Regions from separate parts of the Homo sapiens genome. Here all the other regions are linked to region 3. Evidence: chromatin loops called from intact Hi-C (ENCODE). Cell type or tissue: endothelial cell of umbilical vein. All regions are shown on one strand.

What was found. Hi-C counts contacts between places; a loop is a spot of excess contacts. Peaks named below come from ENCODE experiments on the same cell type or tissue, not always from the same donor. Only the 100,000 strongest peaks of a DNase experiment are listed, where the experiment ranks them.
Region 1: it touches region 3 in a loop (10-fold over the local background); 7 of 110 quality-filtered maps call a loop at or near these places.
Region 2: it touches region 3 in a loop (5-fold over the local background); 6 of 110 quality-filtered maps call a loop at or near these places.
Region 4: a loop joins it to region 3, with 2.3 times the contacts of the local background. A loop is called at or near these places in 2 of 110 quality-filtered maps.
Region 5: it touches region 3 in a loop (8-fold over the local background); 4 of 110 quality-filtered maps call a loop at or near these places.
Region 6: a loop joins it to region 3, with 5 times the contacts of the local background. A loop is called at or near these places in 4 of 110 quality-filtered maps.

What each region holds. Positions count from the first base shown.
Region 1 is chr17:31,556,707-31,561,706 of GRCh38, forward strand. MIR193A (microRNA 193a) reads left to right here and starts at 3,290; the gene lies at 3,290-3,377. RefSeq lists enhancers at 345-969, 2,303-3,093 and a silencer at 2,072-2,561. In endothelial cell of umbilical vein, a CTCF peak has its summit at 2,127 (motif pointing right); DNase peaks (open chromatin) are centred at 2,235, 3,585 and 4,335; H3K4me3 peaks cover 2,734 bases; H3K27ac peaks cover 2,905 bases.
Region 2 is chr17:31,579,159-31,584,158 of GRCh38, forward strand. No RefSeq gene overlaps it. Among named protein-coding and RNA genes, the nearest start is that of MIR365B, 6.2 kb to the left of the region's middle. RefSeq lists an enhancer at 1,564-1,613. In endothelial cell of umbilical vein, no CTCF peak of the experiment used is centred here; DNase peaks (open chromatin) are centred at 293, 1,703, 1,893, 3,193 and 1 weaker place; H3K27ac peaks cover 2,540 bases.
Region 3 is chr17:31,720,457-31,725,456 of GRCh38, forward strand. No RefSeq gene overlaps it. Among named protein-coding and RNA genes, the nearest start is that of COPRS, 140 kb to the right of the region's middle. In endothelial cell of umbilical vein, no CTCF peak of the experiment used is centred here; DNase peaks (open chromatin) are centred at 2,045 and 3,775; H3K27ac peaks cover 3,810 bases.
Region 4 is chr17:31,770,430-31,775,429 of GRCh38, forward strand. No RefSeq gene overlaps it. Among named protein-coding and RNA genes, the nearest start is that of COPRS, 86 kb to the right of the region's middle. In endothelial cell of umbilical vein, no CTCF peak of the experiment used is centred here; no DNase peak of the experiment used is centred here; H3K27me3 peaks cover 17 bases.
Region 5 is chr17:31,593,810-31,598,809 of GRCh38, forward strand. No RefSeq gene overlaps it. Among named protein-coding and RNA genes, the nearest start is that of MIR365B, 21 kb to the left of the region's middle. RefSeq lists enhancers at 1,926-2,792, 2,793-3,657, 2,841-2,980, 3,853-4,708, 4,709-5,000. In endothelial cell of umbilical vein, no CTCF peak of the experiment used is centred here; a DNase peak (open chromatin) is centred at 3,052; H3K27ac peaks cover 1,856 bases.
Region 6 is chr17:31,840,745-31,845,744 of GRCh38, forward strand. No RefSeq gene overlaps it. Among named protein-coding and RNA genes, the nearest start is that of COPRS, 16 kb to the right of the region's middle. In endothelial cell of umbilical vein, a CTCF peak has its summit at 1,989 (motif pointing left); DNase peaks (open chromatin) are centred at 1,977 and 2,457.

The DNA of each region.
Region 1 (5,000 bases), 160 kb before region 3:
CCTGAGCTCAAGCAATCTGCCTGCCTTGGCCTCCCAAAGTGCTTGTGGCTTACAAGCCTGAGCCACTGCGCCTGGTCTATTTTTCTAACTTTAGTAATTTGCATTTGCATACCACTGCCATTATTGTTGTCATATCAGAATACTACCTATAACATTATTTACTAAATTCTTGTCTTTGAGTTGGCTCACTTTAACCATTTTTGCCTCATTGTAACAGCAATATTCAGAAAATTTATATTTAATACTACATATTACATTTTTTTCCATCTAAAACCATCTCTCATATGAGCACCACCTTTTGGGAAACGCTGGTGGCAAGGAGTGTCACATGCAAAAGCCCCTTCCAGAAGTCAAGCTGGGAGCCAGAAAAGCTGTATGATGTTGGGATGTTGGGTGAGCCCCCACCCCCTGCCCCCGGGGTCCTTCTCTGCCCCTGGAGGCAGGCCCAGTCCTGCTGCTGGGTATCCCAAGTTCTTGTGGTTGACCTTCCCGCAGTGGCCACCTCAGGAAGAAAAGGGCAGGCCCTATCTGCCTGTGGACTGGATCTTTCTTGGGATGTTCCCGCCAGTGGAAAAGGCCAGGACCTCGATCTGCCTTTCTGTAGTGAGCTGCATCCTGCTGCTGCCCCAAGATCGAAGAATTTCCTTTCTTGTCCAGCTTTGATTCCATTGATGGGATTAGGCACCCCCCACGGCCGTGTCCTTTGATGTGGTCAGGGGGTAGCAGGGAGATTTCAGGCCCAGGGAGCAAATCTTAATCTTCTTCGAGCTTCTCTGGGATCAGCACCGGGGTAAACCCATTACAACCCTGCCCTTTCATCCCCCCAGGACACCGGCTCCTCCCGGCTCCTGAGTCTCAGAGATCCTAAGGGTTTGTCAGATTTGGAGCGAGCAATAAAAGGGGAAGAGAAAGCAGAACACTAACTCCAGACCCCCTCCAGCCCCGGCTGCATCTCCAGCAACGTCAGGGCATCTTCTTTCTTCCCTTCTAATCCTGCGCTCCCACAAAATGGCGATTACAGAGGCCTGGGGCCAGCGCTGTCCATGCCCCAGCACTGGGCATCTCTGCCAGCGCTTGGCCGCCATCCCTCCCCCAGCTACGCACTCCTGGGAGCACCAGCTCCTGGACATGTCCTACCCAGGGATCCCGATGTGGGGATCAGATAAACCAGATATACCACTCAACCCTTACCAAAGTGAAGTTTAGAGACAGGGTCTCCCTCTGTCACGCAGGCTGGAGTGCCGTGGTGCGATCATAATTCACTGTAGCCTCTAACTCCTGGGCTTCAGCGATCCTCCCACCTCAGGTGTGTGCCACCACGCCCAGCTAATTTTTTTTTTTTTTTTAACTTTTTGTAAAGACAGAGTCTCACTATGTTCCCAGGCTGGTCTCAAACTCCTGGGCTCAAGCAATCCTGCCTTGGCCTCCCAAAGTGCTGGGATTACAGGTGTGCGCCACCGTGCCCAGCCTCATAGTGAGATTTAAAGGCATGATCTGGGTTGGTGAGGCCAGGAAAGAGAAGGCAGGAACATAGCTAATATCTATGTCGGGACACAAACAGATATGTCACGTTATTTTCTTTAAATGGCTCCAAATCTCGACCTGAAGAGGTTGGGAAACTCAACCTCAGTGGTTATTTGGGCTTCCCCATCACCCACGGTGCCTGGAATCCTGGCCATCTTGAGGCTGGGGATCTTGGTAGAGGCCTGGTTCAGGTCCCAGAGGAGACACGCAGTTACTCTCCCACATCCTGGCGTCTCCGGAGAGACAGTGGGGCAGCAGGTCTCCACCAAGGGGATTCCACTGACCTCCCACCCCTCGCTAATCTTGGGACAGCTCTTACTCAGCCTCAAAGCTTTTCTGTCCCACTCCTTTTCCACAGTCTCCCTAAAGGAACTCAGCTTTTCAAACAGCACAGCCAGGAAGAGAGGTTGTCTGCAGGCCGCTGGAACTGGGAGTTGAAAGCACGAAATTTTAACATCTCAAGAAAGTATGCTGCCCGGTACTATGCTTGGCACTTTAATTTATAATCTTTGCCACCAAAGCCCTGCCAGAAGTGCCCGGCGGCTCCAGGTTCTAGATGGGGAAGTTGAGGCCGGCGGCAGGCGCGCTCCACCGGGCGGGGGCGCGGCCCGGGAGCGGAGCGGCCGGCAGGGGGCTCCCCGCGCCGGTCTCCGCGGGAGGAAGCGCTGGCAGCTGCTCGGACGGGTCAAAGGAGGAAAAGGGAAAATTACTGGGCTCCGGGGCGGGAAGGACTGCGTGACTGGGAGGAAGGCACTCCAGACTGTCGAGTAGGGCCGCCCGCGTCGGGACCCCATCCCCGGGGCAGTGCGGGCCACCCGGGACCTGGGAACCCGGGCCACCCCCCACCGCCGTCAGGGTCTCTCCCGCCGGTGCCGCAGGCTGGAGCGGGCGTCGCGGCCGGGGGCGGTGCCGCCTAGGGGCGGGCGAAGGGCGGGCCGGGGCGGGGCGCCGTCCGCTCGGCTCCGGGAGGCGGTGCGGGCGGGCGCTGGCCGCGTCCGCCCGCCGGGAGCCGCGGGGCGCGCAGCCTTCCTGATGTGTCACCAGCACGTGGAGCCAGGTCGGGCCGCGGCGAGCAAGCCGACCCCCCCAACTTTCGAGGGGTCTCGCCGCCCCGCTCCTCTCCCGGCTTCGTCGGGCTCGCTCTCCTAGCGGAGGGGGCGGCGGCGGCCCCCAGGTCCCGGGCAGGTCGAGCGAGGCCACGGCCCCCGGCCAGGAGTTCGAGGGGCTCCCGGAACGTCGGGGCGCGGGCCCCGGCTAGCGGCTATGGCCCCCGTGCCCAGGCAGCGGTGCGGGCTCGGCCTTGCGGGAGGGTGCGGCCTGCTGCGAGAGGTCGGCCACGGCTCCTGCCCCGCGCCCCGCGCCCCTCGCCCGCCGAGCTGAGCGCAGGTAACCGAGGCAGAGCGGAGCTGGGCCTCGCAGGCGCGGCGTGGGAGCGTGGCGAAGTTTCTCGGCGCATAACTCTTGCGCCCCACTCGGGAGTGGGGCTGCGGTGGGGAGGCTTTGGTCCCCGCACCTCCCCCTCCCCCAGCGCTGTCCCTCGGCCTGAGCCGAGGCGGCCCGGGGGTGGCGTGGAGGCCGCCGAGCGTCGTGTAACCCTTGGAGGGCTGGGTTTGGAGCCCGCGACCCGAGGTCGGGCGGGGCGGTGGACTTTCCCGGGGAACGCCGCCTGAGGGACACCCAGAGCTTCGGCGGAGCGGAGCGCGGTGCACAGAGCCGGCGACCGGACCCAGCCCCGGGAAGCCCGTCGGGGACGCACCCCGAACTCCGAGGATGGGAGCTGAGGGCTGGGTCTTTGCGGGCGAGATGAGGGTGTCGGATCAACTGGCCTACAAAGTCCCAGTTCTCGGCCCCCGGGACCAGCGTCTTCTCCCCGGTCCTCGCCCCAGGCCGGCTTCCTCCCGGGCTGGCGTGCGCTCCGGCCAGGCTGCCTCTCAGGTCCACGCTGGAGAAGGAGTGGTGAGGTGCGCTCGCCCCGGCTGCGTGCGGTGATTCGGGAAATCCCCGCACTTCGCTGGAGAAATAGCGACGCTCTCGGAAGTGTGAGTCGGTCACTGCTTGGGGTCCGTACCCTTTGGGCAGACGTGGACCGCGCCCCGGCGACCTGGGTTGAGTGGACAGACGGGACCCGGCTTACCCATGGGCCAAGCCCTGCCACTTACCGAGGCCTGCCCTGCTGTGCTTTCCAGGGCGGCAACCTTGAGCTTGGGGGTGGGGAGAACGGGGCCTGACTTCTAGAATTGCCCCTGGGGAGGTGGGAAGCGGAGGTTTGGCCCGGTGGCGCAGGAAGCCCCTGTTCCTCTCCCAAACACCATTTCATTAAAGATGGATCTTTGTGGATGTGTTCCCAATGGCCGGTCTTTTGTTCCCTGACCGATGCAACATAATGTGGACCCACTCTAGTCCTCTTCAAGTTTTTTGCTGGAATTCCTTAAACTCTCCTTTAAAGTCTCTTATCTATTCCTCTAGTGCGTTTGCTTCTACTCCCCGAAAACAAAAACCCACCAACCCCTGAAACCTCGGGTTTGCCTGGTGTTGGAACTTTGGTTATTTGTCCTTTGTTTGTGTTGTGTTTTTGGCTCTTGGCCGTGGAAAAACATCTGGGGACATGCAGTGAGGTGACTTGAACTGTGTGAAGAACTGGTTGACAAAATAGGGAACGTCTGGTCCCTGTCTTACTTGGCTTTGGAAAACAGGAGAGGTTTTTAGGAGCTGGGAGGAGGGAGGGTGAGAGGGAGGAACCATCACGGCCAGGTTGGCCCACCCCTTGCCAGGTCGTGTAAAAACCCATTCAAGAGGCATTTTCCCACAGGCTCCCTGCCTCTGCAGGCCACGTGTAGAGTAGTCCTTTGCAGGCGTCCTGCCCATACTGTTGTCCCTGTTTTGGGGGCATGTGGGAGCCAACACAGGGGAGTCAGGTGTGTGGTAGGCAGTCAGGTGTGTTTTGGGGTCAGGGAGGCAGGTTTGGGCCTGGGAGGCCAGGAAGGGACATACCCCGTCCTGCAGTTGGCCTGACTTTTGTCCATGTTAGCTTTGTCCTGGAGGCTTACCCAGTGGAACATGCAGATGTCAGAATTATGGGAGAAAAGAGTTTGGCCATGGGGTAGATTTCTGAACATCTTGACAAATTCTTAGTTTGGAGACAAAATTGTCTAGGAGTGGAACTGATGGGAGCTTCAACTGGAGACCTCGCCCCTAATTAAGAAAAATGCTCTTTGGAGCGCTGAATCAGCTTGGGAAAACAAAGTTCTCCCTTTGAACCAATGCCTCTCCCAGCCCTGGGGATCAGTGTCTAAAAGTAAATGAAGTGGAAATCTCCAGAATATTGCGTGGTCATAAAACATCCCAGAAGTGGGCTGGAGCAATGAGATGCCGAAAAGCAGGCCTGGCTGGCTGCCCTGCACCCACCCTGGAGGGGACCGGCTGGGGAAGGTGGACTCACAGGGCTGGGAATGAGGCCTGAGGAGCACTGTGGTGCC
Region 2 (5,000 bases), 140 kb before region 3:
GCATGGCACTCCAGCCTTGGCGACAGAGCCAGACCCTGCCTCCAAAAAACAAAACAAAACAAAACAAAAAGAGATGGAAAGGGCTTATAAATGCCCATACCTAGAGATAATGTCTGCTAATTAAATCTATCTTTCCAGCCTTTTTAACTCATGCCTGTACTTCCCCACCCAGTTAGCAGGATTGGGACTTTTAAAAGGGTCAGGCTCATAACTCATTTGAGCAATGGCCCTGTGCCCTCAGGCCAGAAAGCCTTTATTTTCTTTTTACCAAGCAGGATATGCTGTGGGCCGCTGCTGGCCTCTGGCCAGGAAGCTCAGTGATCTTGCTGGAGGGTGTTTGAGCAGCACCAGGTCTCTCTAAACCAGGATTGATGAAATTGTCAGTGAGGATGCCGGACAAGAGGGCTTTATCCCGTCTGATTTATAAGTGGGCGGCTGCATTGCTTCTTGACCTGGCTGCACAGAAGAATCACTTGAGAGCATTAAAAACATGCCAATGCCTGGTCCCATGCAGGACCCATTGGATCTGAATTGCTGGGGAATGAAAGGGCCCAAAGACTGGTATCTTTGTTTTTGTTTGTTGTTTTTTATTTGTTGTTTGTTTTTTTAACACAGGGTCTCTCTCTGTCTCCCAGGTTGGAGTGCAGTGGCTCGATCTTGGGTCACTGCAGCCTCAATCTCCGGGGTGCAAGTGATTCTCCCACAGCCTCCCAAGTAGCGTGTGGTGTGTGCCACCGCGCCTGGCTGGTGGTTGTTTTTGTTTTTGTTTTTGTTTTTGAGACAGAGTCTTGCTCTGTGGCACAGGCTGGAGTGCAGTGGTGCGATCTCGTCTCATGGCAACCTCTGCTTCCTGGGTTCAAGTGATTCTCCTTCCTCAGCCTCCCGAGTAGCTGGGATTACAGGTGCCCACCACCTCGTGCGGCTAACTTTTGTATTTTTAGTAGAGACAGGGTTTCACCATGTTGGCCAGGCTGGTCTCAAACTCCTGGCCTCAAGTGATCTGCCCGCCTCAGCCTCCCAAAGTGCTGGGATGACAGGCATGAGCCACCACGCCCAGTGCCTGGCCATTTAAAAAATTTTTTTTGTAGAGACGAGGTCTCACTATGTTGCCCAGGCTGGTCTTGAAGTCCTGGGCTCAAGCTTCCCAAAATGCTGGGATTATAGGCATGAGCCACCACACCTGACCAGTTATTATTTTTTTTTTTCTTATGTTCCTCAGGTGAGTCTCTTAAGCAATCAGAGGAGAACTGTTGGGTTAAATGCCCACAAGCTAGAGATGGAAGAGGTTTCCTCCAGCTTTGCCTTCAGAGCCCGATCAAGGGATGTGACCATTTGCAGTTGGCCAACTTTCATTTCCGTTACTGTCTCTGCTGCTCAGTCATCTTTTGATCCTCATTTTGCAAGCAGAAAACTGAGGCTAAGGGGATCGGGGGACTTATCTGAAGACACAGAATATGGCAGAGATGAGATGTAAAATACACAACTTCTGACCCTCCAGATTAGTGCTGTTTCAGTAGTACTAGTCATTAGTATTCATGATGAGCATATGGATCATAAGAAGCATATTCTTGTGCTTAATAATAATTGGACACTTGGTCATCACAGTATGCTGAGGCGTGGGTAGGGGCTGCCCCAGCAGGGTGAGTCATCATCCCCTAGTTTCCCAATGCTCTGTGTCCCCTGCCAGCCAGCCTGGACCCACAGCTGCCCGCAGCCTGCCCTGTTGCACTAATCCCAGCTGTGGGCACGGTGAGATTTGGCCCCATTTTACACATGAGGAACAGGCTCAGAACACTCAAGAGGCTTGGCCCATGTCACCCAGCTCTCCTTGCCTGGACAGAGGCATCTAGGAAGGAACACAGCCCTGCATGGGGCTTGCTTGTCTGAGTCCTCAGGGACAGAGCTCTACTGGGGGTGCCCAGGTCTCTAGCAGACTGTCCCTGCCCCTCTCTCCTTCCTGCCCAGCTCAGCTCCAGAGGCCTGGCCTGCGGGCAGGCTGGGCAGGCAGCCAGCGCAGGGAGCTAACGATGGGTGCATTGTCGGCTCCAGGAAGTGGTCAGCTGTTCCCTGGCAGGTCTGCAGAGCCGGAGGACCAGCCTGCCTTGCTCGTGGAGGGTAGAGATAGAATCTGGGAGCTCAGAACACCATTTTCCCGGAGCCCAGTGGCTCTGGGCCAGCCCTCGGGCTTCCTTTGGAAGGGAGGGCCCCGTGTACTCCTCCGCTCCTTCCTTGCTTGGCATTGGCCCTCTCCCTCCTCAGTCTGGCTCTCACCGTCCCCCGGCCCAGCACTTTGCAGCAGAGTGTACACTCTTGGCAGCGATGTCCATTAAACCTGCTTCCCAGAAAGCAGCATGGCTGTACAGGCAGATTCAGCCAGCACCTTAGTGGGAGATGGGGCAGTGGGCATCAGCTCAGGCTTTTCTTGCCCAGGTTCCCTGGGGAGCTGGGTTGGAAGATAGCCCTAAGCTGCCTTGGCTTCCTGCTTCCTGGATCAGAAGTGCCCTCAGCTCAGTCAGCAGCCTAGCCGCTGGACAAGGCTGAGACAAGCGCTTTGACCTCCTGGAGTTGGGCTGGGACGAGCCTTTGCCTGGGAGTCTGATCAAGGCGGTCACTGAGCTGAGAACCTGGGGTAAAGCTCCCTGCTGAGCCTGTTGCCTCATTTGTTTGATGGGTGCCATAGTTCCCTGTAGGAATGTGGGTACTTTCTAGGCTTCTTCCAAATAGATACAAGAAATTGTGGCTGCCTTTCCCTTCCCGGCCAGGAGTACACTTCAGCAGAGAACTCAGTGATGCCTGGCATGGGGAAGATGCCCAGTGAATGGTGGTTGCCCCACACGGCTCAGGAAATGAAGTTTGGGTCACAGCCTGAGGATGGTGCCTTCCATCCTTGACCCTGCAAGGACAACCTTTCCTGACAGTCTCCTCCCTGGGTGAAGTATTGGGACAGTGGCTCTGGACTGGAAAACTGAAGCTTTACCTCTTTGCTCTGGATTCCCATCAGGTCTAGATTGCTGAGGCCCAGCGCCCACAGAGGCATCTTCCCCTCTAGGGGGTTTGTCCTATAAGCCCGGACTCCGTCAGCTCCGAGGCACTCCTGCTGGGCCTGGGCCAGAGTGGCTGATGTGGAACTGCTCCCTCCCCTGCCAGCTTCCTTGGGGTGCAGACAGCCCAGCACAGGCAGGAAGGGCTTTCTGTTTGGCTGGACTGGTGGGGAAGCAATTAGTGCTTACTTTCTGTTTTGATTCTTGTAGCTAATAGGCAGAGTTTGTGATGTCACGGAAAAGCAGCCTTGGGCCCGCGTGGGTTTGAGGTCTGTCCCTGATAGTCTGGCCAATGTGGAATTGTCTGGAGGTAGGGGTGTATGCTGACACTACTCCCTGGGTATGAGGTGGCCATCTGTTGGCTTTCCATGCCCCCTTCTGATAATACCTCTTTTAATACCTCTTTTTTCTGTTAATAACTTCAGGAGATCACTTCTCCCCTACCCTGTATCTCTGGGGTTCTGGTGTGGCCAACCCCAAACCCTGGCTTTAGACACTGGCATGTGTTCCAGGCCTGGAGGCCAAGTCCTGAGACTCTGCCATGGGACATCTGCAGCAGTTATGGGGAAAGAAGCATTCTTTTTCTGAGGGAGTTGCTGTATTGATAGGATGTAGGCTGGGAACTGCTGGTGGCCATCCTGTCCTCAACTTGACAAAGCCAACAAAGAGGAAAGAAAATGAAGAGATGAGGCCAGGCACCGTGGCTTGTAATCCCAGCACTTTGGGAGGCCCAGGTGGGCGGATCACAAGGTCAGGAGATCGAGACCATCCTGGCTAACTCAGTGAAACCCCATCTCTACTAAAAATACAAAAAAATTAGCTGGGCATGGTGGCGGGTGCCTGTAATCCCAGCTACTTGGGAGGCTGAGGCAGAAGAATGGCATGAACCCAGGAGGCGGAGCTTGCAGTGAGCTGAGATTATGCCACTGCACTCCAGCCTGGGCGACAGAGCAAGACTCCATCTCAAAACAAACAAACAAAACAAAGAGATGGAGAGTATGGATCCAGACATCAGTGAGCCCCTGGATCCAGCCATGCCTGAAACCAGCTGCAGCCTGGACTAACCTGATTTTGTGAGCCAATACATTTCTTTTCTTTTTTCTTTTCTTTTCTTCCTTCCTTCCTTTCCTTTTTCTTTTTCCTTTTCTTTTTTCTTTTCTTTTTTTAGAGACAGGGTCTTGCTCTGTCATTCAGGCTGGAGTGCAGTGGTGCAATCATAGCTCACTGCAACCTCAAACTCCTGGGCTCAAGCAATCCTCCTGTCTCAGCCTCCTGAGTAGCTGGGACCACAGGCACATGCCACCACACCCGGCTAATTAATTTTTTTTTTTTCTAGTGATGCGGTCTTGCTGTGTTGCTCAGGCTGGTCTCAAACTCCTGGCTTCAAGTGATCCTCCCACCTCAGCCTCCCAAAGCACTGGGATTATAGGTGCGAGCCAGTGTGCCTGTCCTTTTTTCCCTAAAACCAGCCTGAGTTGGGTTTCTGTCACAGAAAGGGTTTTAATACAGGCAGTGTTTTTCTTTGGTCTTGTATTTTTTAAAATAAACTTTATTGAGGTATACTTTACATGTAACAAAACCCACCCGTAAGTGTATAATTCATAAGTTTTGTCAAATGCGTGCACCCTTGTAACTATTGCCACAATCATGATGTGGAATATTTCTTATTTGCCCCTAAAAGTTTCTTTATCCCCTTTATGACCAATCCCTCTGACTCAGACAACCTTGATCTGCCTTTGTTTTGCAGATTCATTTTGCCTTCTCTAGAATTTCATGTAAAGGTCATCATATAGCATGTACTCTTTTGTGTCTGGTTTCTTTTACTCAGCATGTTTTTGAGACCCATCCACATGTTGCATGCATCTCAGTAGTTCGTTCCTTTTTATTGCTGGAAGGCATTCTATTATTCTATTGTATGGGTGTGCCACGGTTTGTTTAGCCATTTATCAGGTGACAGAT
Region 3 (5,000 bases):
GAAAACACAGCAAAACTAAACAATCTATTGTTTAGGGATACAAATATATTTGGTATAAGTATAAAGAAAGCATGAAAATCACACACACAATTTGGGATAATGGTTACTGAGGAAAGGGGAGGGGCTGAGGAGGGCCTCAGAGGGGACTTTCAAACGAATGGTTATATTCTTTTTCCTAAATGGAGTGGTGGGTACGCAGGTATTTGCTGTTGTCGTTAATCCTTAGACACTGCACACATTTTATAAATATATCTAAACATTTATACACGTAATGACAGCAAGTTCTATAGATGTGTATTGAAACTTAGAAGCTTTCAATCATCTTTATATCTTCAAAAAAACATCTGAAGCAAATATGGCAAGTGGTAAGATTGGACAAAGTTGGGTCATGGATAACAGGTGTTCATTAGTCTTTTAAAATATATAATAGGGGCTGGGCACGGTGGCTCACACCTGTAATCCCAGCACTTTGGGAGACTAAGGCAGGTGGATCACCTGAGGTCAGGAGTTAGAGAGCAGCCTGGCTAACATGGTGAAACCCCATCCCTACTAAAAATACAAAATTAGCTGGGCATGGTGGTACATGCCTGTAATCCCAGCTACTTGGGAGGCTGAGACAGAAGAATTACTTGAACCCGGGAAGTGGAGGTTGCATGAGCCAAGATTGCGCCATTGCACTCCAGCCTGGGCGACAAGAGTGAAACTCCATCTCAAAATAAATAAATAAATAAATAAATAAAAATAGAATTTTTAATAGTAAATGTTCTTTAAAAAGAAAAACAATATCCCTATTTGAAGATAAAGATTTATCTGTTCTCGTTAGTTTCCAGCCTGGTGGGGGAGATTAAGACAATAATCAAATAATGGTTTTTATGAAATAAAACTACTAACTAAAGCAGTGTTCTAAAGACAATGGAATCACTCCATGGGAGCATAAAATAAAGGAATTTGATCCGGGCTGGAGTGTCAGGTCGGTAGGTAGAGTGGGAATCGGGGCCAGTGAGGGAAGCACACAGATGGTTCAGCAGTGGGCAGTGAGGAAGACGCCAGGGGAGGAGAGGAAGGGCTGCTCCCTGAAGCCTTCTGCCAAAGGGGATGACCTAGCAGAATTCCAAATTATAGGGCTCAGACAAAGAAGAAGGCAATAAGAGTGTTCTGTGCAGTGAGAGCATCATGTGCTAAGGCAAAGAGATGTGAGAGAAGAAAGTCAATCTGGAGGCATCTGAGTAGTCCAGGAGGCTGGAAAATGGGGTTGGGGTGGAGTGTGAATAAGGGGCAGAATACGAGGCCAAGAGCCAGCCAGGACTGGTCATTAGGGCCTGTATTCCATGCAAGGTAGGGACTTAAGCAGGGGTGTGACATCATCTGATGACAGAGAGTGGATTGAGAGGGAGAGCCCGAAGGCAGGGCATCCAGCTGGTGGCTGTGTAGTGATGTAAGGGAGAAAAGATGGAGGCTGAAGTGGAGGCATAAATGAGAAGGTTATGGAGCCTAGGGCTGTTCCTGAACCAGGAGAGGGTGGCGTGTCAGAAGCCAGGGAGGACCGAGCTCAACCATGTCAAAAGCTGCAGAGAGACTGCTGAAACTTGGGACTTAAAGGATCACCTTGATGTGTCAACTAGGAGATGAGAACAGTTGCTGTGGAATGAGGTGGGGTGGATGCAGAAGTCAGCCTGCAGTGCTGTGGGTGTTTCATGTCAAAGGCTGAGAGACAGGGTTGGAGAAGGCAGCCTCAGGCCAAGGATGGGGGCTCAGAGCTCTCTTCCAGAGTCTTCCACTCCCTGCCCCAGTCCCAACCTGAGCTCACTCCAAGCAATCAACATGAAAACAAAGGGAGAGTGTCTAGCAGAGGCCTTCCCATCTGCAGAGCAAGGAAGTCTCGGTCCCAAGGTCAATGCTGAAGAGGAACTTGCTTGGTGGTGCAGGTCATGGAGCCAGCAAGATTCTTGATAAACAGGAGAGGATGGTGGCACCGGAGGTGGATGTAGGGGGTTTCGTGAAGTGATTTGGCACTAGGGTCAAGAGGAGGCCAAGGATAAACAATGTTGTGGAAATGAAATGGTGATAATTTACAAGGGCAAATTGTTTTACATTCCAGCGGAGTTGGCTCCCAAGCCGAACTCTTCCTGCAGAAGTTGAGGTGGTGTGTGAGTCATTGTTATAAATAGACCGGCCAACTGAATGTCATCGGAAAGGACACAGTCCCATGAGTATAACCTTGGAGGGCGCAAATGGCACTGCATGGATTGAGAGCTTGTTCCAAGAAGAGGGCAGAGGGAGAGCTTGGGGCACGGGGGGCTGTCCAGGAGAGGAAGCAGATGCTGAAGAAGGGGGTTCCAGCTCAAGCAGCAGGCTGATGCAGAGGACTGGCCAGGAGCAAGCTTCCTGCATGGCTCAGTGGAGCCCAGCTCTCAGCTGCCTAGCTGCTAGCTCAGGCTGGGTCGTCTCACTTTCTCCATCTACTTGAGCTGCCGTAACAGAATACCACAGACCTAGGGGGCTTACACAGCAGGAATCGATTTCTCACAGTTCTGGAGGCAGGCAGTCCAAGATGAAGGTGCCGGCAGCGCTAGTTTCTGGCAAGGGCTCTTCTTTGGCTAGCAGGTGGCCACCTTCTCACTGTGTCCTCACATGGCCTCATCTCTGCGTGTGGAGAGAGAGCTCTCTGGTGTCTCTTCCTCTTCTTAGAAGGACACCAGTCCTATGGGACTAGGGCCCCAGCCATATGAATTCATTTAACCTTTATTACCTCCTAAAAGCTGCTGTCTCCAAATGTCGTCCCATGGGGAGTTAAGGCTTCAGCAGATGAACTTGGGTGGGGGACACAATTCAATCTATAATACTTGCCTTCTAGAAATTCTTCCAAAGAATTCCAACTCTTCTAGAATCCCAAGACACTCCATTAACCAAAGCACAAGAAAATACAATTCCCAACCGGCACCAGCTCATTCATTCATTCATTCATTCATTCATCACCATGGATGTGCGGGTCCTGATGAACACTAGGGACAGAGAAGGGCCTTGCCTTCACATTCATAATGACTTCAAAACAGGGGCCCTGAGCTCTTAGGAAACTTCTGGAAGAGGAGAACGTCATAGACATCAAGCACTTTCCCCTGAGGAAATCTGAGTCCAGCCACACCTGGCGTGAAAGAGGTCGCCCAGAGCCTTTCCTGCCCCCGCAGTCAGGCTGACTGCCCCCATCTCAGCTCCCACGAGCCCCTGTACTTCATCCTTTTTTTTTTTGAGATGGAGTCTTGCTGTGTTGCCCAGGCTGGAGTGTAGTGGCACGATCTCGGCTCACTGCAACCTCCGCCTCCCAGGTTCAAGCAATTCTCCTGCCTCAGCCTCCTGAGTAGCTGGGACTACAGGCGCATGCCACCACACCCATCTAATTTTTGTATTTTTAGTAGAGACGGGGTTTCACCATATTGGTCAGGCTGGTCTTGAACTCCTGACCTCGTGATCTGCCCACCTCGGCCTCCCAAAGTGCTGGGATTACAGGCATGAGTCACTGTGCCCAGCCGATCTTATAGGTCATATAAAGGACTTAACTACCCAGAACTAAGAGAAGGCCCAAAGCCAAGAACAAAAGGCACTAAGAACCCGGCACCTCTGTGCCCCAAAGATGAGGCTGGGCCTGCCCAGCCACACCCCCGAAAGGGACCACGAAGCTATGGAATCTGCCCCAAATGTGTCAAAGGACAGGAAAGGGAGGACTCTCATCGCATCATGGAAAGCAATGTGAAAAAATAAAACCATTTCCTGTTTAGACTTTCATGAATGGACATTCCGCGATAAACCACAAATCATGGGATTATTGTATCTGCTCCCACAATGAGGCCTGTGAACTCTTTGAGGGGTAGAGATGTCATCCCCTCTGTCCCTGGCGCCTGCAGCAGCGTCAGTCACAGTCATGCTTGGTGTCAATGCCCAGGGGCCTGTGTTCTCAGTATAGGGGGCACCTTGGCTTTGACCTTGTATTTCTTTTCTGCGGGACAAGCCAGCCCCTCAGAACCAGAAGCAACCACATCTCACACCAGGCACCAAACACAGGGTCCTCCCCCATCTTGGGGCTCTGGTCTCTGAGTGCAACTTGCTTTTGGGGAGACTCCACAGCCTGTCTGGGAGCTTCCAACTCCACCTCGGGGTTGCCCCTCTTTCCTTTTGCGGTGTGGGGGTCCAGGGTGTGCAGTGCTTGGCCAGGGAGGGAGCTCCCTTTAAAGATCACTAGCCTGAGGTTATCAAGAATGAGCCAGCAGGGAAGCACAGCCCTCCCGGCCGCCCAGACAAAGCTCAAACCCAAGCTAGTCTGTTTTGGTGGAGCGAAGAAGAAGCAAGAGGCAGTTCCTAAGAGTGGGCAGCCCTGGCCTGGACAGGATGACTAAGAGGCTGGAGCTCGTGCAGGCTGTTTGCTGACCCACTGACTTGCGGGGATTTTCCAGCCAATGTCCTTCTAACACTGCCCCGAAGCGAGTGGGGGTGAAGGGAATGAGCTCCTGAGCCACCAGCCCCTCAGGTACCCCAGACAGCAGGCAGTAGGCAGCACCACCCAGGTCTCATTCCACAGTTGGGGAAACCAGTGAGAGGTGAGGCCAGCTGGTATTCCTTGGTGTAGTGGGGACTTGGGGAGCTTTTCCTATTTTACAAGAGGTTTGTAAAATGCACCAAATCAGGAACTTTCCTGTCTTACAACCGGATTGTAAAATGCACCAATCAGTGCTCTGTAAAACACACCAAACAGCGCTCTGTAAAATGTACCAATTGCCAGGATTCTAAAAGTAGCCAATCACGGGGTGGATTGAAAAAAGGGCACTCTGATAGGACAGAAACGGAACATGGGAGGGGTACAATAAGGGAATAAAAGCTGACCACTCCCTCCTCCCCTGCAAACTAGCAGGGGTAACCTGCTCGGGTCGTCTTCGGCTCTGTGGAAGCTTTGTCCTTTCGCTCTTTACAATAAACCTTGCTACCCCTCACTCTTTGGGTCCATGCCATCT
Region 4 (5,000 bases), 50 kb after region 3:
TTTAACATACACAAACCAGTTATCTCTACCCAGCCGAGGTATAGTCTTTTGTGGAACGTCGACCTATATCTGCCTCCCGACTAACTGGACAGGCACCTGCACCTTAGTCTTTCTAAGTCCCAACATTAACATTGCCCCAGGAAATCAGACCCTATCAGAATGCCTCAAAGCTCAAGTCTGTCAGCGCAGAGCCAGACAACTAATACCCCTACTTATAGGGTTAGGAATAGCTACTGCTACAGGAACTGGAATAGCCAGTTTATCTACTTCGTTACCCTACTACCACACACTCTCAAAGGATTTCTCAGTTTGCAAGAACTAATGAAATCTATCCTTACTCTACAACCCCAAATAGACTCTTTGGCAGCAGTGACTCTCCAAAACTGCTGAGGCCTAGACCTCCTCACTGTGGAGGAAGGAGGATTCTGCACCTTCTTAGGAGAAGAGTGTTGTTTTTACACTAACCAGCCAGAGATAGTACAAGATGCCACCCAGTGTTTACAGGAAAAGGCTTCTGAAATCAGATGCCTTTCAAACTCTTATACCAACCTCTGGAGTTGGGCAACATGGCTTCTTCCTTTTCTAGGTCCTGTGGCAGCCATCTGGCTATTACTCGCCTTCAGGCCTTGTATTTTTAATCTCCTTGTCAAATTTGTTTCCTCTAGGATCAAGGCCATCAAGCTACAGATGGTCTTACAAATGGAACCCTAAATGAGCTCAACTAACAACTTCTACCAAGGACCCCTGGACTGACCCATTGGCCCTTTCACTGGCCTAAAGAGTTCCCCTCTGGAGGACACTACAACTGTAGGGCCCCTTCTTTGCCCCTATCCCACAGGAAGTAGCTAGAGCATTCATCACCCAATTCCCAACAGCAGTTGGGGTGTCCTGTTTAGAGAGGGGATTGAGAGGTAAAGCCAGCTGGACTTCCTGGGTCAAGTGGGGACTTGGAGAACTTTTCTGTCTAGCTAGAGGATTGTAAATGCACCAATCAGCACTCTGTATCTAGCTAAAGGTTTGTAAACACACCTAATCAGCACTCTGTAAAAATGGACCAATCAGCACTCTGTAAAATAGACCAATCAGCGCTCTGTAAAATGGACCAATCAGCAGGATGTGGGTGGGGCCAAATAAGGGAATAAAAGCTGGCCACCTGAGCCAGCAGCAGCAAGCCGCTCAGGTCCCCTTCCACACTGTGGAAGCTTTGTTCTTTCCTTCTTCACAATAAATCTTGCTGCTGCTCACTCTTTGAGTCCGTACTACCTTTATGAGCTGTAAAACTCACTGCAAAGGCCTGCAGCTTCACTCCTGAAGTCAGCAAGACCACGAACCCACCGGGAGGAACAAACAACTCCAGATACGCCACCTTTAAGAGCTGTAACACTCACTGCGAAGGTCTGCGGCTTCACTCCTGAAGTCAGCGAGACCACAAACCCATCAGAAGGAAGAAACAACTCTGGACATGCCACCCTTAATAGCTGTAACACTCACTGCAAAGGTCTGCACCTTCACTCCTGAAGTCAAGCAAGACCACGAACCCACCAGAAGGAAGAAACTCCAGACCCATCTGAACATCTGAAAGAACAAACTCCAGACACACCATCTTTAAGAACTGTAACACTCACCGCGAGGGTCCATGGCTTCATTCTTGAAGTCAGCGAGACCAATAACCCACCGGAAGCAACCAATTCTGGACACATCAGCTCGCTGCAACCTCTGCCTCCTGGGTTCAAGCAATTGTCCTGCCACAGCCTCCTGAGTAGCTGGGATTACAGGTGTGCACCACCACACCCAGCTAATTTTTGTATTTTTAGTAAAGACGGACTTTCGCCATGTTGGCCAGGCTGGTCTTGAACTCCAGACCTCAGGTGATCTGCCCGCCTAGGCCTCCCAAAGTGCTGGGATTACAGGCATGAGCCACTGCGCCTGGCCTAAGCAATGTTTTTTTAAAAAACATTCACACACTAATTCCAAGAAGGTTTTTTACAACAGTTCAGGAATGTAGTGCATTACAAATAGAAACTTGTTTTTAACACAGAAGTGGAATGCGGTTGATACTTGGCTGTATTAATATTTGTGTTACCCAAAAAAGTACTGGATGCAAACTATATATATAAATCTGAGATCTAATGTGGATGCTTAAAAACGAACTTTTAAAAGTTCTTTTAAACCAAAATTTTAAAAGTAAGTCCATTTTTATAAAAATTAATCTATACGTATATGCGTAGAAAAATCTGGAAGGAAATATTCCAAATAGTAATATCAAATAGCTCTGGATTATATGATTATAGAGTGTTGTTTTTATGTTGTTAATTTTTTTTTTTTTTTTGAGACGGAGTCTCACTCTGTTGTCCAGGCTGGAGTGCAGTGGCACAATCTCAGCTCACTGCAATCTCTACCTCTCAAGTTCAAGTGATTCTCCTGCCTCAGCCTCCCAAGTAGCTGGGACAAGAGGCGCACACCACCATGCCTGGCTAATTTTTGTATTTTTATTAGAGACAAGGTTTTGCCATGTTGCCCCATCTGGTCTCAAACTCCTGGCCTGAAGTGATCCACCCGCCTCAGTCTCCCAAAGTGCTGGGATTACAGGTGTGAGCCACTGTGCCTGGCTGCTGTTAATTTTTTTGGCAAAATGAGTTTTGCCAAACTCATTTTACTGCTAGAGAGTTTTCTTTTTTTTACGTCTTTCTATAATATCTGACTTTTTTACATGAATATAAACTTCCTTTATACTCAAAGGGAAAATAATCAATAATCCTATTTTTATTTTTCAAAAGAGAAAAATAAAGGAGGGAAAAGTCTAATAGAATGAAAGTAGATAAGAGTTGCTCCCAGGCCAGGGAGCTGGAACTAACCAGAAGGACTAGTTCGGAAATGGCCCAGGCTGAGTGAGATACCAGCTCCCTAAACAGCCTCTGACAAGAGGAAAGGCAGCCATGCACATGAGCAACTTTGAAGTCAGATGGTTCCAGAAAGCGCCAGGCATGGGCACCAGATGCTGGTGGTCCTCAGAGGAGAGCTCTGCACTAGACACAAAGGTCACATGGCCCCAGTCCTAGGAGAAGCATCCAGTCTAGACAAGCTAATGAAAACCATGGTGATGTCAACAGAGAGCCACAACTGGTTTCACAAACCACTAGTAAAACGTTCAAGTTCCAGAAATTGAAGGAACACACAATAAAACAATAAGTCCTCCCTCTTCACCTATCAAAAGAGTAAAGAATTTTTAAATGCTGGTGAGGGTGTGCTGGAATTAGTGCTCATTCACTGCTGTTGGGAATTATTGCATTGCTAATGTGGTTTGAAAAGCAATACGGTGGCTGGGTGCTGTGGCTCACGCCGGTAATCCCAACACTTTGGGAGGCTGAGGTGGGTGGATCACCTGAGGTCATGAGTTTGAGACCAGCCTGGCCAACATGGTGAAACCCCACCTGTACTAAAATACAAAATTAGCCAGACGTGGTGATGCATGCCTGTAATCCCAGCTACTTGGGAGGCTGAGGCAGGAGAATAGCTTGAACCTGGGAGCTGGAGGTTGCAGTGAGCCAAGATCGTGCCATTGCACTCCAGCCTGGGTGACAGAGTGAGACTCCATCTCAAAAAAGAAAAGCAGCATGGTGCTATATATGCCGATTGTTTTAAGATATTCATATCATTTTGTAATTTCATTTCTAGAAGTCTGTTGTAAGGCAAAGAAATATAAAACTTTATTATCAAAGATACTCATTGCAGTATGATTTATAATTTTTTTAATGAAATAACCTGAAAACTGTCCAACAATAGTTGGAGTGGTAAGTTCTGATACAACCTGTCAGTGGAGCATTATGTAGCCATTAAAAAAAATGTTTAGAGAGCGTTTGTCTTATCACTCAGGAAAATGTTTATGTTACCATGTTAAATGATACAGTAGGATATAAAATTGTATGTAGAGCATGATTTAAACTACATAAAAATTCACACACACGACTGGAAAGAAATGCTCTAAAATGTTACACAGTTACGCATGGATTGGTCAAATTATGAGTGGGCTTTTTGTATCTTTTAAAAAATAACTGGGCCAGGCACAGTGGCTCACACCTGTAATCCCAACACTTTGGGAGGCCGAGGCAGCAGATCATGAGGTCAGGAGCTCAAGACCAGCCTGGCCAACATGGTGAAAACCCGTCTCTACTAAAAATACAAAAACTAGCCAGGCATGGTGGTGCATGCCTGTAATCCCATCTACTCGGGAGGTTGAGGCAGGAGAATTGGTTGAACACGGCAAGTGGAGATTGCAGTGAGCCAAGATTGTGCCACTGCACCACAGCCTGGGTGACAGAGCAAGACTCCATCTCAAAAAAATAAATAAATAAATAAATAATTTATTTTGAAATAATTTCAGATTTACAGAAAAATAAGGAATAATACAAAGAACTGCCATATTTCTGTTTCCCAAGTTTCCCGACGGCTATATCTTTCCACATTCACTTCCATGTGAGTTCTCCCTCTCTAGACACAGAGTGGATAGAATCACTGGTCGTTTTCTGAGAGAGAGCTTCAGATACAATGCCCGTTGTGCCTAAATACCCTGAGTGTATTTCCTATAAACAAGGACACATGACCGAAACTTCCAAATCAGGAAATTGACATTGACACAACCTCACCATCCAATCCACCATCCCCAGGCAGATTTTCCCAGCAGGTCTTTTTTTTCATTTCTGATACACGATCTGATCATCTAGGAACACATTGCATTTAGTTGTCACAGCCCTCACACCTCCTTCAAACTGGAAGTTTCTCCTTCTCTTTCACAATTTTCCTTTATAGTTTTTAAGTTTACAGGTCTTTAATTTTATAAGATAACTCTCAACTGGGGACAACTGCTCAATTTCCCAATGGGAAGACCCAGGCCATGCATTCTTGGCAGGAATAGAACAAAAAAAACAAAACAAAACAAAAAAAAGCCCCGATGCTTCAGTCAGGAGGTACGTGATGTCAACTCACTGCACTGCCAGCGAGGT
Region 5 (5,000 bases), 130 kb before region 3:
CCTCTCACACCAGGCCTCGCCTCTCTCTCCCCACCTGCCTTGGCCAGGCTGGGCCCTGGAGTGTTGTGCTCACTAGTGCCCAGGCTCAGATCTTTGTGTTTGGATAAGCTCATGGAACCAGACACTGTAATTGTAGAACTCTGGCCCTCACTCTGGTGACTGTGTGTGAGCCACAAGCCGGGCTCTCCCCTCCCCGGGCAGGCTGGCTCCACATTCCAGGCACATCATCGCCTACGCCAGGCCATCTGGCCTCCAGCATGGGTGGGGAAGGTGCAGCAGCTGGTGAGAGCTGTAGGGGCATTCCCAGACACATTTCTCATGACATCCTTGGCGCTGGTAGCATGGCCAGCACCAGGCCAGGATCTAAGGACCTGGAGGGTCAGAGGGCCACTGTCAGGCCCACCGCCCAGGAGTGCTCCATGAAAGGAGTGAGTACCAGCCACCTTGGTGCTGTGTGACCTTGGCAAGACGTCTCCCCTCCCTGGCCATGGGTTCCCCATTCAAGAGGAGGCAGCTCAGTATTTCTCAATAGGGTGCTATTGACCCTTTGGGAGGGACAGTTCTTCCTAGTGAGCATTCCTGGTCCCCAGTCCACTAAATGCCAGCAGCAGTCCCTGTCACTGTGGCAACCAAAAAATACCCTACACATTTCCAACCACCCTGGGCTTGCAGACCACTGTGGGTCTTTAAGGGCCTTGCCAAGCCCACAGTTCTGTATATCTGTGCTTCTTGAGCATTTAGGACAAATTGGGTAAGGGAGGAGTAGAAACCATTACTGTTGCTCATAGTCTTGCAAGGGGATGAAATCTGGATGGGTCTTGAAGTATAACTAGGAGTTTGCAAGGTGAGCAAGCAATGGGGACCAGGGGAGGGGAGCGAAACGAATTCTAGGTGGAAGGATCAGCTTGCATGCGGGCATGGAGATGGGAAAGAACATGGGGTATTTGGAGAAGTGCAGAAATTCCCTGTGGCCCCAAGGTTTGGCCTGGGCTGAGAAGCCATGCAGTGGAGGTAGGGCTTCAACTTGTAGATAACAGGGAACCAGCAAGGCTGTTTGTTGTTTGTTTGTTTGTTTTGTTGTTTGTTTTTGAGATGGAGTCTTGCTCTGTCACTTAGGCTGGAGTGCAGTGGCATGATCTCAGCTCACTGCAACCTCTGCCTCCTGGGTTCAAATGATTCTCCTGCCTCATCCTCCCGAGTAGATGGGATTACAGGTGCATGCCACCACACCCCACTAATTTTTATATTTGTAGTAGAGACGGGGTTTCACCATGTTGGCCAGGATGGTCTTGAACTCCTGACCTCAGGTGATCCACCCACCTTGGCCTTCCAAAGTGCTGGCCCCAGGTCTGACCCAGTGAGGCTTTTTAAATGGGGCAGAAACTTACTTCCCCTCCTCCTGAGCAAGAGCAGGTTTTTCCACCCCAGTCCCTCTGGACTGAGAAATTACCAACGCCTGGGTGTGAATCAGGAGAATGTCTCACTCCTCATGGCTCAGGACTGCAGAGAATGCAATCGCACAGCTGGGATTTGGGGAGAGATTTAGAGGTGACAGTGAGAGAGAGAGTGGGCTCCTCATGTTTGTTTTGTTTTATTTTGTTTTTGAGACAGGGTTTGCCTCTGTCACCTGGGCTGCTGGAGTGCAGTGGCAAAATCATAGTTTGCTATAGCCTTAGCCTTCCAGGTTCAAGTGATCCTCTCATGTAGCTGGGACCACAGGCGAACACCACCACACCTGGCTAATTTTTTGTATTTTTTGTAGAGATGGGGGTCTCACTATGTTGTCCAAGCTGGTCTCAAACTTCTGGGCTCGAGCAATCCATCTGCCTCAGCCTCCCAAAGTGCTGGGATTGCAGGCATGAGCCACTATGCACACTTCTTAAACTAGATGAGAACACCATGGAGGGGAGAGTGTGCCTATGGAGTGAGTGTGTGTGAGGAGTGCATGTAAGGGGTGTGCTCATGAGTGTGTGTGCCCCACACATGCAGGCTGCTCATTCATTCATTTAATACGTGCCAGTTGCACAGGGAAAGGTGAACACATCCTGACCTGGTCCTCGTCCTCATGGAGCGTGGAATCCAGTGGATCCAGTGGAGGAGAAAGAAACAAGAAAACAAAATAAAACACATCCCAAAAGCTAGAGTGCGAGGCAGCTAGGGCGGGAGTGGGGAATAATGAGGGCCGGTGGGGAGAGCCTGCTGGATAGGTGGGTGTCTGATGGCCCTCTCAGAGCAGAGCATGGATGGTGGGCATCTGCTGAGCCTGGACCACCCAACTCCCTTTCCTCACAGGCCTTTAGTTTCTTTTGGGGAGGAACTGCCTCTTCTCTGCTGGACAGAGTCTACCAGGCTCCCTCTGCCCTGCCCTGCCATAGGGTGGACATGTGACCCACCTAGCCAGTAAGATTGTCCACTCCTCTAATTCATGGGCAGAAGGACAAGGACAGTCAGAGTCTCCCGGCTGCCTCCTGCCACGCATTCCTGCTCCCCACCCCCAATCTATGCGCTTGCCCTTCCCGCCTTTTGGCCCTCAGGAGCTGTCTTGGTTCCTGCCCTTGCCCAGGCCTGTTTTTCCAGCCTTCCCACCAATTTTCTGAGCTCCTGTGGGTGTGCCTATCTTGTGTGGGTTTGGTTTTGGCTTTTAAATGAGCAAAGGCAGAATGAGGGTGCCATGAGCACAGATGAGGCTTTTGGGAAACGCCCCCCTTCCATTGCACTGTTGGAAGGGAGTGTAGAGGCTGCTGTGTTTCCTGGGGCCGGCCACCTTGACACCGTGCCTGCATGCACGCAGCCCCCCAGCACGCTTCTTCACCAGCCAGCCTGAGTGCAGGGCCCTGGCCAGCCTTGCCGGGAGGAAATGCCAGCCCCGTTTCTTTAAGCCTCAGTCAGCCTCCCCAGGGACTCTTGACTGCCCTAATGCTTCCTCCTAGGCCTTGTCAGTGGTGCAGGCCTGGTCTGCCCAGAGCAGCAGGGCCTCCGGCAGGGGCCTGTGACTCAGGGCTCAGTCAGGCGGAGGCAGGATGTCAGTGCCATTCACTGGGCCACGAGGAATCTCACTCTTCTATTTATAGGCAGCGCAACTGCTGGCCCAGCCTGGCCAGAGGAAGTGGCTGCCACTGCCAGCGAGTCAGGAGCTACGATGAGGGAGGCATGGCGCTGCTCCCTCTGCCTGCTGGGGGGGATTTCCAGGTTAGGACCAGCTCTTCCACTGCAGAATGGTCAAGGCTGGGACAGGCCGGAACAATGAGCTCATGTGGCTTCATGACCCATCAACTGAGCAACAGGGTGGTGGACATGGGGTGGCTTGGTCTGTCATGAGCCTAGAAGGGAGGGCAGGATGGGGACCTCCCTGACCCTGCAGGGGGAAGAGGTAAGGTAAAGGCAGTGCCCAGAGCCTGGCATCCTGAAGTTTGGCCCCAGACAACTCACCCCACTCTTCCTGCATTGGGGTCCCAACTTCATCTGTCAGAGACCCCTGTCCCCACCTGCCATCTTGCCCCACACCAAGACGGCTGCTTGTGCTTAGGAAGCTAACACTGGATACCTACTGAGAGGTGAGCCCTGTCACATCCATTCCTGCATCCAGTCTCACAACAGCTACACAACATAAGCCCATTTAGCAAAAGTCAAAACTGAGGTCGAGAGTGGTTAAGGCACTTGCCTGGTTTTGGGTGTGTGCACAAATGTGCCCTCTATGCATAAGTGTTGTAAAATGTGATCTACCTTCCCATCACAGAGGAGCTGTGAGGGGAACTGAGATGGCTTTGGCCATTGTGAATCTGTTGCCATCTCTGTTGGAGTGCCCGTCTACATGGTTGACCTCTGTCCTCAGTTGAGTGTGCATGAAGCATGAAGGATTCTTGTGTTTGTTTCCTGCCCTGGACAAGGTGTCCCTGGAGGTCAGGAAGGGAGTCTTGCTCCTCCTGTGACCCTAGACCCCAGCTTGGATGGAGCTTGGCACCAAGCAAGTGCTCAGTAGACTACCTACCGCATGGGCCCGCAGAGTCTCCCCATCCTCAGACGTGGCCTCTTGCAGGCAGCAGCCCTACTGGATGCTCTGCTGCATTGGGTCTGCACAAGGGGCAGGTACTCAAAGAATGAGGATGGGGGGACACTTCTTCCCGAGAGGCTGCCTGACGGGGAACCCCAGGCCTTCAGTCCTCATGTCAGGTGAGAACCAATTTCTTGAACAGGAGGCCTTTCCGACTGAGTCCGCTGGGGCCAGTTCAGAGGAGACCAGCCTGGGGCCACAGTGGATATTGCAGATCTGCCCTCCTGTGACTGCCGGCTGGTCTACCATGTGTGCTGCTACCAAGGGGCAGGTTACCCCTCTCACCCCACCTGGCCGTGTTCGCCCATCCTCACTGACCCTGAGGAAGCTGGGAGCACCTGGTGAGCCTTTACTGAAAGGCCCAGGCCATTGTTCCAAAGCCAGGCAGAATGGGAGGGAAGAAGGAGGTGGGGGAGGCAATTGGGGTTGATACAAGATGAGGTCTCCCTGCCTGGAGCTCCAGAGGGCCCCTTCTGGCCTCTTCTGCAGTCCTTGGCTCATCCCCTTCACCTCCTCCTACAGGAAGCCTTCCCTACCTCCCCAACCAAAGTTCTCACCCTTCCTTCCTACCCCACCACATCTCTTCCTAAGGTAATTGGCAAACCCCAGGGCCCTTCCTGAGTCTTGCAAAGTTTGCAGGTCTGGCAGTCTCTACATGTCAGTGGCTTTCCTTTTGTGGGCAGGACCCCCTGAGGGGGAGCACAGGAGGGAACGTGGTAGGGGAGGGGTTGGCTCTGAAGGGCTCCCCTGAGGAAGGGAGGATGAGTAGGAGTACAGTCAGTGTGAGCAGAAAAGGGGTCCCAAGGGATGAAGATCTCAAGGAGGGGAGGTAAAGCTTCGAGAATGTGCAAGGAGCTCCAGAGGGTGGAGGGGGGTAAAGCGTGGAGTCGCAGGGTGTGGGGGGAAGTATTCCAAGGCAGGAGATCGGGGGCAGATCTCGAGGGCCTCA
Region 6 (5,000 bases), 120 kb after region 3:
TAGCTCATGCCTATAATCCCAGCATTTTGGGAGGACGAGGCAGGCGGATCAGAAGGTCAGGAGTACAAGACCAGCCTCCAGCCTGGCCAATATGGTGAAACCCCGTCTCTACTAAAAATACAAAAATTAGCCGGGTGTGGTGATGTGCGCCTATAATCCCAGCTACTTGGGAGGCTGAGGCAGAAGAATCACTTGACCTGGGAGGCGGAGGTTGCAGTGAGCCAAGATTGCACCACTGCACTCCAGCCTGGGCGACAGAGCAAGACTCCGTCTCAAAAAAAAAAGAAAGTACATAATAATTATAAAAATCATTCACACTTAAGAGGTTATTCCATCCACCTGGTTGCTCCACTCAGGACCTCAAGCTCATCCCAGAGTCTTCTCTCTCCCTTGCCCTCCCCTCACAGGCAATCTATTCCCACTCCTGCCAGCTCTACCTTCTATAAATAGTTCCAATCTGTCCACCTCCTTCCATCTCCATAGCCATTACCCTAGTTTAGGTCACCATCCTCTCTTGCTAGACTATAGCCTCTAGCTTGGCCTCCCTGCCTTCAGTCTCAGCCTTTTCCTGCCACTCCCTGCCAGACACTAGAATAATCTTCCAAAAATGAAAATCTGCCCATGTCACATACCTGTTAAAAACCTTTCAAGCCCCTCAGCATGACTTTCAAAGCCCTGTGATTACCAGACTTCATCCCTCACCACCTCCCTTGCCAGTTCCCCCTGAACACTTCAACTCCTCTCACACCTGGGAGCTTTGCACACACAGCTCTCTCTGCCTAGATGACACCCCCACCACTACTTGCCCAGCAAGTCCTCAAGAATTCAGCTGAGGCTGGCGCAGTGGCTCAAGCCTGTAATCCCAGCACTTTGGGAGGCTGTGGCAGGCGGATCACTTGAGGTCAGGAGTTCGAGACCAGTCTGGCCAACATGGTGAAACCCCATCTCTACTAAAAATACAAAAATTAGCTGGGCATGGTGGCAGGAGCCTGTAATCCCAGCTACTCGGGAGGCTGAGGCAGGAGAATCACTTGAACCAGGGAGGCAGAGGTTGCAGTGAGCCGAGATCATGCCACTGTACTCCAGTCTGGGCAACAGAGAAAGACTCTGTCTCAAAAAAAAAAAAAAAGAAAAAGAATTCAGCTGAGAGACCGTCTCCTTTGAGGGGTCTCCTTTATCCCCCAACCCTTCTAGGTTCCCCCACACCCCGGGCTTACCCTCTCCATGGTTATGGATGGTGTTGTGATGACCTGTGTGCCATTGCCTCCCCACTCCACTCCGAGCTCCATGAAAGCAGGAACTACAGCCTCTACCTCTTCCTCCTCAGTACACAGCATATGGCAGGTGCCCAGAAATACGTTAATGAATAAAGATCACACCTACACTAAATTCCCTTGCTTTTCTAAAACTAAGTTCATCCTAGACTCTCGCTGAATCTAAATGTTTCCCACCTCAGTACGGCAAGCATACAAGGCTGAAAACTTGGAGTCAGCTGACTTGGGTCACAGCCTATCTTTGTGACCTTTGGTCAGTTATTTCACCTCCCTGAGCCTCGATTTCTCTTTCTGAAGTGGGAATTATAAACCCTACTTCATAAGAAAAACACCTGGCATGTGACCCGGTAGAGGGACGCAGCACAATGCCTTCCACCTTCCTTCCCATATGCACACACTTTGGCTGATGTCGGCAGGCATCTGTGAAGCGCTTACCACGTGCCGGATTCAGGCAGGTGCTGGGAGGAATGATGATGACCCTGGCCCTAGATTTCACAGTAACCGCTTCTGAGAAAACTCAGCTGTAAATCCGGAGTAAATCCTGAGGATTCGCAGGTGGGTTTGCCAGCCAGCAGGAAGCCAGCTAACAGGAAGGTAACGCTGAACCAGACTCAGCCTCTCCTCCAAAGCCCCTGGATGTGGGTCGCACCAGAGACAGCAGAGTCGGTGGGTCCTACGGAGACAGCGGAGTCAGTGGGTCTTTACTGCCACCTGCTGGACAAACAGAATAAGGCCACAGGCAGCAGCCCAGAGAAATTCAGGCGCCTGCCTGAATTCAGCTGCCAAATGCACGGCTCTAACTTGTATCTGCCACATTTGTTCAACAGCTAATGAGAGGGTATCAGAGGAGATTGCTTTTGAAATAAAAACCACCTGACCAGAAAAAAAGAAAATAAAAGGAAAACCAACTGCACCTTGCAAAGGTTACAACGTGGAGCGTGCCTCCGGGAGAAATTTCTCTTTCTGACTCAAAGGCGAGAAGGACTAGAAAACCCTGTGAGGTGGGAGGAAGTATCTTCTTTTAAAACCATGGTCATACTTTACTCCATGGGCCATCACAGAGGGCAGATCCTGGTGACATTCTCCAAACCTTGGTGCGCAGGAATCCAACTGAACTGTCCTGCCCATAAACAATGCAGGATCTAGCTCAGTCCTGGAAAACTGCCCAAAGCAGGGAGGCCGTTCTTTCCGAAGGCCTTGGCTTTGCAGCCAGACTTGCTAAGTCAACAACGTGGGAGCCAGCCCTGCCTCCTGCCTTCCTATTCCACCCTCCAACTTCTCTTCCCTCCACCCGATAGTTCTCCTCCTTGGCCTGCCACACTCAGGAGTGCACACACACACACACAGTCCTCCATTCCATTATTCTCATTTATTTGGGTGGAAAATCTTTTCTGGGAAAACTAGGAGGCAGAATCCAGATGGGCCACAGCCAGGGTTATTTTTTCTCTTTCTCCATATTCCAACCATCCTGTGAAAAGTTGGGCCCAAGAATGCAAACTCCGGAAAACCAAGGGCAGTGCAGCGCCAAGATATTTACTTAGCCCATGAGTTTACTTCCATCTCCCAAGGAGACAGTCTCAGATTTCCTCAAGGCAGCAGGGCTTTGCTGAATCCAGCAGGTTGCTTCTGGACACAGAGAGCCTGGTCTCTGCAGCCTCTACACAGTCTGCTTGTGAGAAGGCAAAGAAAGCCTCTCTGGAAAGGCCCGTCTTAGCCCAGGCACACAAGTGTGGAGAGTAAAACTTGGGGAAGCACTGCCCATCATAACCTCCGGAGGTCTTATGACCACCAACCCTACTGGAAACACAGCACCAAGCTAAGCTGGGGCTGGGATGAAGGGCTACATTGCCCCAGAATTTCCCAACAGGAGAAAAGCCATAAAACAGACAGAAACAAGTGGGAGCCATCAAAAACACATAAAACTGGCAGGATGCAGTGGTTTATGCCTGTAATCCCAGCACTTTGGGACGCCAAGGCGGGCAGATCACCTGAGGCCAGGAGTTCAAGACCAGCTTGGCCAACATGGCAAAACCCAGTCTCTACTAAAAATACAAAAATTGGCTGGGTGCGGTGGCTCACACCTGTAATCCCAGCACTTTGGGAGGCTGAGGCGGGCAGATCGCCTGAGGTCAGGAGTTCAAGACTAGCCTGGCTGATATGGTGAAACCCCATCTCTACTAAAAATACAAAAATTAGGCGGGCGTGGTGGGGGGGGCGCCTGTAGTCCCAGCTACTTGGGAGGCTGAGGCAGGAGAATCGCTTGAACCCGGGAGGCAGAGGTTGCATTGAGCTGAGAACCCACCACTGCACTCCAGCCTGTGCAACAGAGCGAGACTGTCTCAAAAAAAAAAAAAACATAAAACTACCTATACAAACTGTGAACAGCACAATCCTGTTGGTTCCACTACAGTACAAAAATTGCAAGTTTTTCATCAAAATAGAAAATAAAAACAAAAATTATTAGCACTCTGGTATTAATCAACCAATGATGATACCTCAAATACATCATCTTGATCTAGTTGATGATGCCCCCAGAACCCCAGCTGTAACACTCATGTCCAGGCTTCTGCAACTTGGCATCTCTTGCATCTTGGGGGTTCACAAGAAGCAATTCTGTCCTTCTAACTATCCTAATTTCTGACCCTGAGCTTCCATCCAGGCCTTCTGGGTTCTCCTCACTTACTTGGAGTCATGCTAGGGAGGCAAGTGGGGGTGGGCATCAGGTCATCCACCGTCCATCTTCAGAAGTCTTCCCTGGGCCCTCTGGGTCCATCAGCTTCTTAGAATGCTTAGGGTGTCTTTTTTTTTTTTTTTTTTTTTTTTTTTAAACAGAGCCTTGCTCTGTCATCCAGGCTGGAGTGCAGTGGTGTGATCTCGGCTCACTGCTCACTGCGAACTTTGCCTCCTGGGTTCAAACATTTCTCCTGCCTCAGCCTCCCGAGTAGCTGGGATTACAGGCGCCCACCACCACACCCAGCTAATTTCTGTATTTGTAGTAGAAACGGGGTTTCGCCATGCTGGCCAGGCTGGTCTTGAACTCCTGACCTCAAGTGATCCACCCACCTCAGCCTCCCAAAGTACTGGCATTACAGGCGTGAGCCACCGCGCCCAGCCAAGGCCTGGGCATTGCAAGACAGTCCCAACTGCCTACAAGCACTAACATCTATCACTCTCTGAAGACCTAGCTCCCCAGGGACACTCCAAGAAGCAGCGCTCCTGTTCCACCTGCCCTTAGCATCCCCCAATCTCTCTCTCTTCTCTACCATATCTCACAACCTAAGACTTTTTTTTGTTGTTGGGGGTGGGGGGATCCTGGGGAAAATTCTTTTCTTCCAGATTTCTTCAAGATGCACAGTCTGTTGGCCCAAAACCCCTTTGCCTCCTTACCAAAAAACAAATCAGTAAATCCATTTTGTAAAACAAAAGCCAGAGAGATTTCTTGGCTCCTTTAGACTCTGCTGCATGACTCCACTCAGGCAATGACAGAGAGCCAACTGACTGCTTGCATGGAGAGGAGAATGAAGGAGGGAAAGCAAATACACGTCTCAAACGATCATCCAGACACTGGATCCACACACATATCCTCTCCCATCACTCAAGATTTTGGCTGTGGTCAGTTGTGGTTTCTTTCTTGATGAACGATACTGTTTGAAAAAAAGTCAGAATAAAAGTTACTCTTTTGTTCCTCCTAACAGGCCCTTAGTACCTGTATTTCTCAACAGCCTC